Linked DNA regions of Homo sapiens: region 2 is linked to region 1. The links are chromatin contacts, found by Hi-C or POLR2A ChIA-PET in ENCODE. All regions are on one chromosome and are shown on one strand. Each heading gives the region's core, a stretch centred on a gene start or an enhancer-like site at or near the end of the contact. The rest is flanking DNA. Distances are from core to core; before and after follow the strand shown. Region 1 overlaps LOC105374843 (a long non-coding RNA gene). Region 2 holds the start of MRPL35 (mitochondrial ribosomal protein L35).

Region 1 (5,402 bases), core at 1,367-3,866:
CTGGCATACTCCTGGTTTGTGATGATCAAGTTCTGGGTCAGAGCAGGGAGAAGCAGCCCATGAGGCCGGTGAAATGGTGCCCAATGGAGGGGAAGGCCCTGGCTTGTGATCTTGGGCAAGTCCCTCCTCATACCCAGCTTCAGCTTCTCCTCTATAAAATGGTAAGTGGGGATGGAATGGCAGAGAGATGCGGGGCTCTGATTTCTCAGGCCTCTTCTGGCCCTGACATTCTCTGACTTTATTCTGCCAGGATCTGTGCAGATGGGCCTTGGCCCAAGGAGACATGGGAGGTAGAAGGAAGGGAGGGACTGGCAGGGGAGGGACTTCTGGGGAAGTTTCCAGGACTTGGGGGAGGAGAAAAGAATGAGTGGAGCCTGAAGCCAGAACCAGGCATGGGGTGGCCCAGATGGATTTATTCCAGAGCCTGGCCTTCTTCCTGCAGGCCTGAGGGACACTGTGGCTGGCTCAGGGCATAAGTATGCCCCAAACAGAGGGAGGGGCCTCTCTCTGCCTGGTGCCCCCTCCACTCTCAAGGCTCAGCACAACTAAAAAATGGGCTAAAAAATGAGCACTAAAAAAATTTTTAGTGCAACTAAAAAATGAGCTCTCTTGCCTCACTACTGGGGCTGCCTTTGATTTCATGGGGAATAAGGAAGGGGCCAAGGAGTACAGGATCCCAGGTGGTGGATTCTGTGACTGATGAGACCCCTCCAGCTCCCCAGGCCTGGCCGGCAAGAGGAAAGCTCATGTTGCTGATGGGGTGGAAGCCAGGATCTGCAGGCCTGGGAAGGGGCTGATAAGGGGCTGCTCTCACTGCTCAGGGGACAATGAGCTTAGTGTGGGAGGGCTGGGCTGTTGCTTTCCCTCAGGGCTCCCAAGAGAGGTTTCCATGGCACCCAGAAGCTGACTTGGCCACAAGTGTCAATGAAGACATTGTGTGGGGGTTCTTGAGCCCCACCTCTCTCATGGGGTGGGGAGGAGGGGGTGCGAGGCAGGGGAGCCGTCCCTCTAGTCCTGCAGATGCCCCTGTGTACTGTGCTATGAGATGGGACTGGGGCCTCCAAAGATACCCACCTCCTTCCTCTTCTTCAGGAAAGGGTGGAGCTGTTGGGGGCCTTCCCAGGGCAGACACTATATGAGATCCCGAATCCAGGCATGCGTTCCTCAGGAGCTGCTCACCTGGGAGAGGGAGGCAGACAGGTGACACATGCCCTCTTTGTACCTTTTTCCCACACTGAAGCCAACAGGTTGTGTCCCTCCTCTACCAATTCACCTGTAGGAATGACAAGACTCAGCCGGGGTGACAGAGTGAGACCTTGTCTCTAAATTTATTAATTAATTTAGCTTGGAGACTCTTGCATGCCTCACCTAAACACTGGTCAATCCATGGGTTGGCCAGTGCCCCTTGACCTGGGTAGCTTGGGTCAGACAAGTGAGTGGGGTCATGACACTCTCTCTCTCAGGAATGTGGCCTCCAAGACTCAGAGGGAAATTGCCTCTCGTGGAGACACCGGTTCCACTTGGACTAGGCATGGTGCTACCCAGACTCCTCCAGGACTGAAGGGCCTGCACCCCAGTGGTTGTCCCTCAGCTAAGCCCTCTTTGGGAGCAATTCAGCCCAAATCCAATGACTGGTCAATATAAAGGCATAAAGGCCAGGTACTCTTGTCCCAACTCAGGGCAGCTGTCAGCGTCCAGCCCAGCTCCAGCGCTCCTCCAGGGCTTGGCCAAGGTCTTTGTTGGGACTGTATCACAGCCCAGTTTCTCCCACCGCCACTCCCTCCTTCTCCTTGTGTGTCCTGACTCCAGGGCACACAATAAACTGTCTGCCCACCTATGTCCATCTTAGAGTGTTTCCCAAGGAACAGGAAAGATGCCACAGGGAGGGCAGGAAAGAGGATGCGTAATTAGGCCTCTCACAGGTCTGCCCCTTCTGTCCCAGCTGACTCCTGCCTCTTCTGCAGGGGGTGGGGTGGAAGCAGTGCCTCCACCCCCACCTCTGACCTTCCTGCCTGTCTGTCCTAGAGAACGTTTGCCTGGCTCTCAGGGTCTCCAAAGGAAGAAGTCAAATAAGTCACAGAGAAGCAAGGCCAGACATGATATTGCCTCTCTGGGCCTTAGTTTCTTCATCTATAAAATGGATCACTGCCACTTACTTTGCAGAATTTAGAGGAAGATCCAGAAAAAGAACATAAAGCTACTAGTTTAAGGCTTTCTTATTCTGCTGGGTCTGAAGTCAGTCATTGATGGGCTAGAAAAACAAAAGAGCCCCAATGATCGTCATGTACAGTCCCAAAGATTCCCAGGACAATGGCCATCCACTTCACCATTTCCCCTGGAGTGAGTGCGCTTAAGGACTCAAACACTACCAGTGACTCTCCTTGACAGATGGCATCATCCATGCCAGGCGGTGCCCCGAGCCCTCTTCATCCTCCTTGTGCCCACTCATTCTGCAGAGAAACAACCGGAGGTCAGGGAGACTCAGCCGGGGTCACACAGCTGGTACACTGTGGAGCCAGTCCCACCCAAGGTGCGACACCCCCAAGCTTTGGTTTGGGTAGAGCCACTGCTCTCACTTCCTCCCCATTGCAAAAGGGACTCAAGGTGGGAATCAGGGTCAGCTGCACCCTGAGAGGAACTTACCTGATTTGCAGCCAGGGATGCTCCTCTCATCTTTTGGGGAACTATTGAGAAAGGAAAGACGTGCCCAATTTCCCAGGATTTCTCTGAATTCCTGGATATTTACTCCTCAGATTTCACATCTGGGGGATGCAGTGATGTGCTGAAGCTAGCTCATACCAGCTCAAAAAAGCTGACCATGCTCCTCTCCTCACAGTTCCACGTCCACACCTTCATGTTGGTCACCATGGTGGGAGTAGGGACACCATGAGAACTGGCAATTCTACCCATCAGGGATTTAAGGGCTTTTGTTTTCAGAGAGCTGTGGTTACACACTGCCCAGCACACCCCTGGGTGGGTTCCTTAGGACCCCTAGGGAAGTAGTCCCAGCTACTCAGGAGGCTGAGGTGGGAGGATCGATTGAGCCCAGGAGGTCGAGGCTGCAGTGAGCTGTGATTGTGCCACTGCATGCTAGTCTGGGCAACAGAGCAAGACTCTGTCTTAAAAAAAAAAAAAAAAAGATGCATTCTCTTTATACATGTTACACTTTAAGTTTTTGGAGGAAGAAAAAAAGAGCATTTTCTTTTGAAGTTACTCACATTTTAGTGGGGATAGAGGCCAATAATGCCACTGGCTCCAATGATAAGAGTTTTACTAGCTTTTCTAGTTTTTTGCTAGTTTTTCTAGAGGGCCCAGGGGAGCCAGGGAGATACCCTTTGGGCTGTGGGGTTTCATTTTGGTCACATGTCTCATTTCTGCCTCTGATTCTGCTAGTTCTCAGAACCACTAATATTCTGCCCTACATGTTAGGGTCTATTTTTAGAACTTCCTCTTGACAGCACCACTCCTATCTTGTGTCCACAGAAGGGGATCCTGACTCAGCACAGGGTTCTCGGGTGTGCGGATCCCGGGCTGGGCCTCTTGAAGACCTGTGTGGCCCTTGAGCCCTCAGCTTACTTTTTTTTTTTGAGATGGAGTCTTGCTCTGTCACGCAGGATGGAGTGCAGTGGCGCGATCTGGGCTCACTGCAACCTCTGCCTCCTGGGTTCAAGTGATTTTCCTGCCTTAGCTTCCCAATATCTGGGATTACAGGTGCCCTCCACCATGCCCAGCTAATTTTTGTATTTTTAGTAGAGATAGGGTTTCACCATGTTTGTCAGGCTGGTCTGGAACTACTGACATCAACTGATTAATCTACCATGGCCTCCCAAAGTGCTGTAATTACAGGCGTGAGCCACCACGCCCAGCCCCTCAGCTTCTTTTTTAATTTTTTAATTTTTTTTTATTTTTTTTGAGATGGAGTCTTGCTCTGTCACCCAGGCTAGAGTGCAGTGGCATGATCTCGGCTCACTGCAACCTGCGCCTCCTGGGTTCAAGTGATTCTCCTAGCTCAGCCTCACGAGTAGCTGGGACTACAGGCGCGTACCACCACGCCCGGCTAATTTTTTGTATTTTTAGTAGAGAGGGGGTTTCACCATGTTAGCCAGGATGGTCTCGATTGCCTGACCTTGTGATCCGCCTGCCTCAGCCTCCCAAAGTGCCCCTCAGCTTACTTTTAAAGACCTTGTTCCAATAACACATCAAACAGCCCACACTGAGTATATGTATGTATATACACATATATGCACACATATGTGTATTATTTATTTGTTTATTTTTAATTGACACATAATAATTGCACATATTTATGGAATACATAGTGATGATTTGATACATTTAATGTATAGTGATCAGATCAGGATCATGTGTATTTTTAATATTGCAAAATATTTTTAAATGGTTTTGATAATTTTTCTTTTTAAAATAATAGTACATGAGCAACTTGTTATTTCTTGGCAATCACCACACACTCCTCAAGAATTCTTGCAAAGGAGGAAATGCTACTTTCAATTTGTTTTGCAAATGTAATGAAATTTTTAAAAATACTGAATGTATCAATTAAGGAAGCTGACATAGTGTTCCACTTTGCAGGCATTTAATTAAACATTTATTCACTTTGATCATGCAGTTTTCTTTTTATATTTTGGAAGAAATTAGTTTTTTTTTTCTCATAACTCAGACTTTTCCTGTAAGGATAGTGGCCAATTGATCAACCAGGTCTGGCTGGGAAGTCAACTTTTTGGCCAAGTGGGTGGGCCTGGCCAGGACATTTGGGATGAATAGCAGAGCCACAGCTGGGGTATGCAGGAGAGGTTGTGGGCAGAGAGTAGATGGTCTCAGAAGAGTCAGCTGTTCCCTCAGGAATTAATGACTGTCAGGCTGTTTTCCAGTTTTTGGTGTTGGGGAGAAAATCTTTGGGTCAGTCTAGAATACCCTTGCAATCATGAACTTCATTTGAGCCTGACCCAAAAATGTGTCTGATGAGTCGTCTTTTTTTTTTTTTTTTGAGATGGAGTCTCACTTTTGTTGCCTAGGCTGGAGTGCAATGGCACGATCTCAGCTCACTGCAACCTGCGCCTCCCAGGTTCAAGCAATTCTCCTACCTCACCCTCCCAAGTAGCTGGGATTACAGGTGCCTGACACCATACGCAGCTAATTTTTGTATTTTTAGTAGAGACGGGGTTTCGCCATGTTGGCCAGGTTGGTCTCGAACTCCTGACCTCAGGTGATCCACCTGCCTCAGACTCCCAAAGTGCTGGGATTACAGGCATGAGCCACTGCGCCTGGCCTGATGAGTCATCTTAAAAAGTCCTCTCATCAGACAGATTTTTATGAACTGACGAGAAAAGATGTCCCAGGTAGAGTCAAGTGAAAGAGGCACAGTGAGTAACAGACAGCACAGT
Region 2 (5,497 bases), core at 1,450-3,949, 200 kb before region 1:
TCTGGTGGATCAATCATGTGATTAAGCCTGTGAGGGAAACCTAACAGTCTAGCTTTGTTAACAAAAGTGCAGTACATCAAGGAAAGTAACTAATTTCCTTCAGTCCTCTGCCCCGTCTGGGCATTTTCATACAGACTAGTCTACTCTAAACACACTGTTGTATAGAGAATACAGATGTTTTCACAAAAGAGGTAACGCAAAACCAGAGTTTTGACAGAGTACGAAGAGACAGAGGGAATAGGACGTACAAAGGTGACGATGTACATTTGGGGAATTACAATGGCCCTATGTGGCATGAATCAAAGGAATGAATGGGGGACATGAACTGCACTGGATGGGAGTGGAGGAGACTGTGACAGTATCGAAACCAGGAGTCTTCAAGATTTCTGATCCTATGTTTCCTAAAAGAATTTTGAAAAACTACCCTTTCACAAATTCTTAATATCTAAAATATCAAATAGTTTAAATTGTTAAAAAGGCTATAATTTCCAGCATATTTAAAATACTGACATTTTAAAATAAGCTGTCACATCACTCTTTAAATTGTTTTCAGTAGAATCTAAATTAATAGTAAGTTGATAACTACCTACATCATCTATTTAAAAATTACAAGAACTATAAATTCAAGTAGATGAAAAACAACTTTTCGTCAAAGGGCACTCCAAAATAATGTAAAAAAGACAAGCCTGAGTGGGAGAAGCTAAAGGACACACACAAATGAAAAACAAAAACAAAACAAAAAATACTCTAAATAAATAAGACAAACAATCCAATAGGAAAATGGGCAAAATATTTAAGTGGATATTTCATAAAGGAAATTCAAAAGGCCAATAAAAATGTGAAACACACTATAGCTTGTTATTAATCAGAGAAATGCTTATTTAAATCTCAATGAGATACCATTACAAAGCCACCAGATTAACAAAAATTTGTAGGTCTGACAATATCTATTGACAATATCAATATCAGGTGTTGGTGAGGATGTGGGGCCTCAACAGTTTGGCAATATCAGGCAATGCTGAATATATACATATTCTCTGACCAGGCAATTCCACAGCGATTTTCACACATACCCACATCCTCAGAAACAATTGGACTCATGCGCCAGGATGAGATCAATCAGCTTTGTACATAATTGCCCCAAACTGGAAATGGAGAATTGTGGCACAGTCATATAATATTATACAGCAGGCCGGGCAGGGTGGCTCACACCCGTAATCCCAGCACTTTGGGAGGTCGAGGCGGGCGGATCACCTGAGGTCAGGAGTTCCAGACTAGCCTGACCAACATGGAGAAACCCCAACTCTACTAAAAATACAAAATTAGCTGGGCGTGGTGGCGCATGCCTGTAATCCCAGCTACTCCAAGGGAATCACTTAAACCTGGGAGGAGGAGGTTGCAGTGAGCCCAGATCGTGCCATTGCACTCCAGCCTGGGCAACAAGAGAGAAACTCCGTCTCAAAAAAAAAAAAAGAATTATATAGCAATGAGAAAGCATTACAGCTACGCAAAATGAATGAATGAATCTCACAATGTAAAAGAAGATACTAAAGCGTATATACTGTATGAACCAATTCATGTGAAGTTCAAAACCAGGCAAAACTATGTTCTTGAGATGCACATATGGATGCTAAAACTACTATAGGAAAAATAGGCAACCTAATAGTAACTATAAAAATGAGAACAGTGTTTATATCTGGGGGGGAAGTAGAGAATTTTGATACATAGGGGAGAGGAGGCTTCTGGTAGTGCACTGTTTTGACCTGAGTGTTAAACAGGTGTTTGCTTTAGAACTGTTAAATCATTCATGCATACTATATAAAATTTTCTTCATATGTATTATATTTCGCGAACACAAAAAATACTCCACATAAAAAAAGCTTTTCTCTAACGGTAAAATTTACATCGCTGCATTTTCTTGACTGATCTCGTATATTCTCCCACAAAATGTTATCCTAACAATATATTTTGTGTGAAAGTAACTTACTGAGCATCCTATGGTATTTGGATGATTTTTAACTTTTTGCAAAAAGTACTTAACGTCACGGCAACTTAATTTAGTCGCCTTTACTTCTGCTATCTCTCAGTCAAGAAGTCCTCATACCAGCCCTTGTGCCGGGGGCTGTAGTTAAAAATTAAATTAGCCTTCAAGCTTACCATGTGTCAGGCACTGCCCAAAACGCTTTACGTGCATTATCTCATTTAATCCCCAGGTAGGTGGTTATGACCCCCATTTTAGAGGTGTAGAATCTTAAGTTAGGAGACATTAATTCTCAAGGTTAAAGGTCGTGAATGGCAGGTCGTAGCCTCTAAATCAGAAAGTTAGGTGAGACTTTTTGGTTTCCCTCGCCCCCTCCGTTCCAGTTTCTCTGGCTTCTTTTCTAGGGAAAAAAAGCTGGTAAGGAAGCGGCAAATGCGTGACACACAGGCCCGCGTGAGTCCGAGTCGGGGGACTTGGTACGGGCTGCCGGTCACACCGCCCCAGAGAAAATTGGGCGCAACCTTCTTAACTTAAATAATGACCCTTTTTGCTTGTTAACCTCCAGTCTAAACGCCCATTCCATCCCGCACCAGTTTCCCCTTCTGTGAAGGCATGCATGGAGTATGTCGCTCTCCACTGACCTGAAGCTGCTCTCACTGCACCAGCAAAGGCAGAGGCAGCCATCTTCACCTTCGCCTACGGCGGCCGCTTTGGGTTTAAAAGCACAAGAGCAAAAGAGAATGAAGGGAAAGCAAGGAGGCGGAGTCAAGGAAGAGGAAAAGAACAAAGTTGTCCACTCAACATTTATTCAATGTCATCTGCCGGGTTCCGTTCTTCGCCGCTGTAAAACGACTGCCTATAGAAGGTTCTACAAAATTTCTTATTAAAAAAAATTCTTGGGGCCGGGCACGGTGGCTCACGCCTGTAATCCCAGCACTTTGGGAGGCCGCGGCGGGCGGATCACAAGGTCAGGAGTTCGAGACCAGCCTGGCCAACATGATGAAACCCCCGTCTGTACTAAAAATACAAAAAGTAGCCGGGCTTGGGAGGCTGAGGCAGGAGAATCGCTTGAAACCGGAAGGCGGAGGTTGCAGTGAGCAGAGATCGTGCCACTGAACTCCAGTCTGGGCGAAAGAGCGAAACTCCATCTCAAAAAAAAAAAAAAAATTCTTGCCGGGCGCGGTGGCTCACGCCTGTAATCCCAGCACTTTGGGCGGCCGAGGCGGGCAGATCACGAGGTCAGGAGATTGAGACCATCCTGGCTAACAGGGTGAAACCCCGTCTCTACTAAGGGGTACAAAAAATTAGCCGGGCGTGGTGGCGCGCGCCTGTAGTTCCAGCTATTCGGGAGGCTGAGGCAGGAGAATCGCTTGAACTTGGGAGGCGGTTGTTGCAGCAAGCCAAGATTGAGCCACCGCACTCCAGCCTGGGGTACAGAGCAAGATATAGGGTGTATTACCTTGGAACACTATTGTTGCCAACTTGATCTCCCACCTATGGTGGCCACTTTGAGTCCAAAAACAGGCACATACGCTAGACAAGTATATTGAAACATTCATAAAAGCTCTTTGAATTGGCAACGGGAGTCATTGCGCACTTTTTTTTTTTTTTGAGACTAGGTCTTGGTCTGTTGCGAAGGCTTGAGTGCAGTGGTGCGATCACAGCTCACTGCAGCCTCGACCTCCTAGGCTCAAGCAATCCTCCCACCTAAGCCTCCTGAGTAGCTGAGACTACAGGCACACACCTGGCTAATTTTTAAATTTTTTGTAGAGACCTAGGTCTCACTATGTTGCCCAGGGTGGTCTCAATTATTTGGTATGGAATCAAACAGGTCTCCCACCTTGGCCTCCCAAAGTGCTGGGATTACAGGTGTGAGCCACTGAGCCTGGCCTCACTGCACATTTTTGAACAAGTGAGTGACTTGATTTAAATTTTGTTTTTTAGAGACAGGGTCTGAGTGCAGTGGTGCAATCACTGCAGCCTGGAATTCCTGAGCTCAAGGGATCCTCCCACCACAGCCTTCCAAGTAGCTGGCACCACAGGCATGCACAATCATCCCCTGCTAATTTAAAAAAATTGTTTATAGAGATGAGGTTTCACTTTTTTTTTTTTTTTTTTTTTTTTTTTTTTTTTTGGAGACAGACTCTCGCTCTGTTGCCCAGGCTGGAGTGCAGTGGTGCGATCTTGGCTCTCTGCAAGCTCCGCCTCCCGGGTTCACACCATTCTCCGCCTCAGCCTCCCAAGTAGCTGGGACTACAGGTGCCTGCCACCACACCCAGCTAATTTTTTGTATTATTATTATTTTTTTTAGTAGAGACGGGGTTTCACCGTGTTAGCCAGGATGGTCTCGATCTCCCGACCTCATGATCCGCCCGCCTCGGCCTCCCAAAGTGCTGGGAGAGGTCTCACTCTTTTGCTCAGGCAGGTCTCAAACTCCTGGGCTCAAGTGATCCTCCCACCTCAGTCTGCCAAAATGCCGGGATATGAGCCACCACACCCAGCCCCTGGTAACAAATTTTTTTTTTTTGAGACGGAGTTTCGCTTTGTCCCCCAGGCTGGAGTGCAGTGGTGTGATCTTGGCTCACTGCAACCTCTGCTTCCCAGGTTCAAGTGATTCTCCTTCTTCAGCTTCCCACATAGCTGGGATTACAGGCGCGCACCACCAAGCCTAGCTAATTTTTGTATTTTTAGTAGAGACGGGGTTTCACCATGTTGGCCAGGCTGGTCTCGAATTCCTGACCTCAGGTGATCCGCCCGCGTCAGCCTCCCAAAGTGCTGGGATTACAGGTGTGAGCCACAGCGCCTGGCCTGCCTGATAACATTTTAAAGCAAAAATATTGACAACTTCCAAGTGGAGAGTGAGGACTCTCCACGTAGGTTATGAGGGGTTGGGAGGCTAATTTTGAGGTTTGAGATCTTGAAGCTAGAGAGGTTGCTAATGATGTTCAGGCGCAAGTTGTGGCTGTGACGTACATGACTGAAGCAGGATGAAAACATTCACTGGCATTGACAAATTCAAAGCCAAGGGTGTTAGAAAAGTCATCACACGGGCACCACATGACTGAAGCAGGATGAAAGCGTTCACTGGCATTAAGAAGTTCAAAGACAAGGGTGTTAGAAAAGTCATCACACCGGCACCACTGGGCATGACAGCAGTGGGCAGGGAGGCAGCAATTCAATTGCTAAAATTACTAAAGAAAACGGGAGACTGCTCTGGAAGCTAAGTGAAAGAGATATGAAACATATGTAATTACTGTAGTCCCCTAAAAACCATAGAACATAGAACATATACAAACATAACTATTGCTTTCAGATAATTTTCAAGTCCATCTCTCCATGCTACAAGTCATAGCGCAGTCTACCTCTAGAGAGAATACATATTGTAATAAATTACCCAGTTAAGACTTGGAATACTTTGCAAATCCAATAGAAGATAGAAAAGTTAGTTTCCACGATATTGCAATAAGATGCTAATAGTATTAATACGAACATATTAATTCTGGAGTATACATGGAG

What was found. A loop is a pair of places that touch in the nucleus more often than their neighbours do. ChIA-PET counts read pairs that join two places held with the same protein, here RNA polymerase II (POLR2A). Pooled maps may share reads with other maps.
Region 2: a map with no recorded cell type shows a loop between it and region 1 (4-fold over the local background). The contact joins the promoter of MRPL35 here to the enhancer-like site in region 1. A Hi-C loop is called at or near these places in 7 of 37 single-sample maps with no recorded cell type and 8 of 50 pooled maps. POLR2A ChIA-PET finds 5 or more read pairs at or near these places in 1 of 52 experiments (A673).

The regions. Positions count from the first base shown.
Region 1 is chr2:85,992,190-85,997,591 of GRCh38, reverse strand. LOC105374843 (a long non-coding RNA gene) reads left to right here. Exons shown (of 3, transcript XR_940318.3): 2 at 1-161. Among named protein-coding and RNA genes, the nearest start is that of ST3GAL5-AS1, 110 kb to the right of the region's middle. RefSeq lists enhancers at 3,051-3,230, 3,271-3,460 and a cis regulatory region at 3,201-3,714. Within about 2 kb of position 2,616, at least 20 of the 41 ENCODE cell types and tissues checked have a DNase peak (open chromatin) inside an H3K27ac peak, as active enhancers do.
Region 2 is chr2:86,196,659-86,202,155 of GRCh38, reverse strand. MRPL35 (mitochondrial ribosomal protein L35) reads right to left here and starts at 2,699. Exons shown (of 4, transcript NM_016622.4): 1 at 2,623-2,699. The coding sequence starts at 2,665. RefSeq lists an enhancer at 2,611-2,880.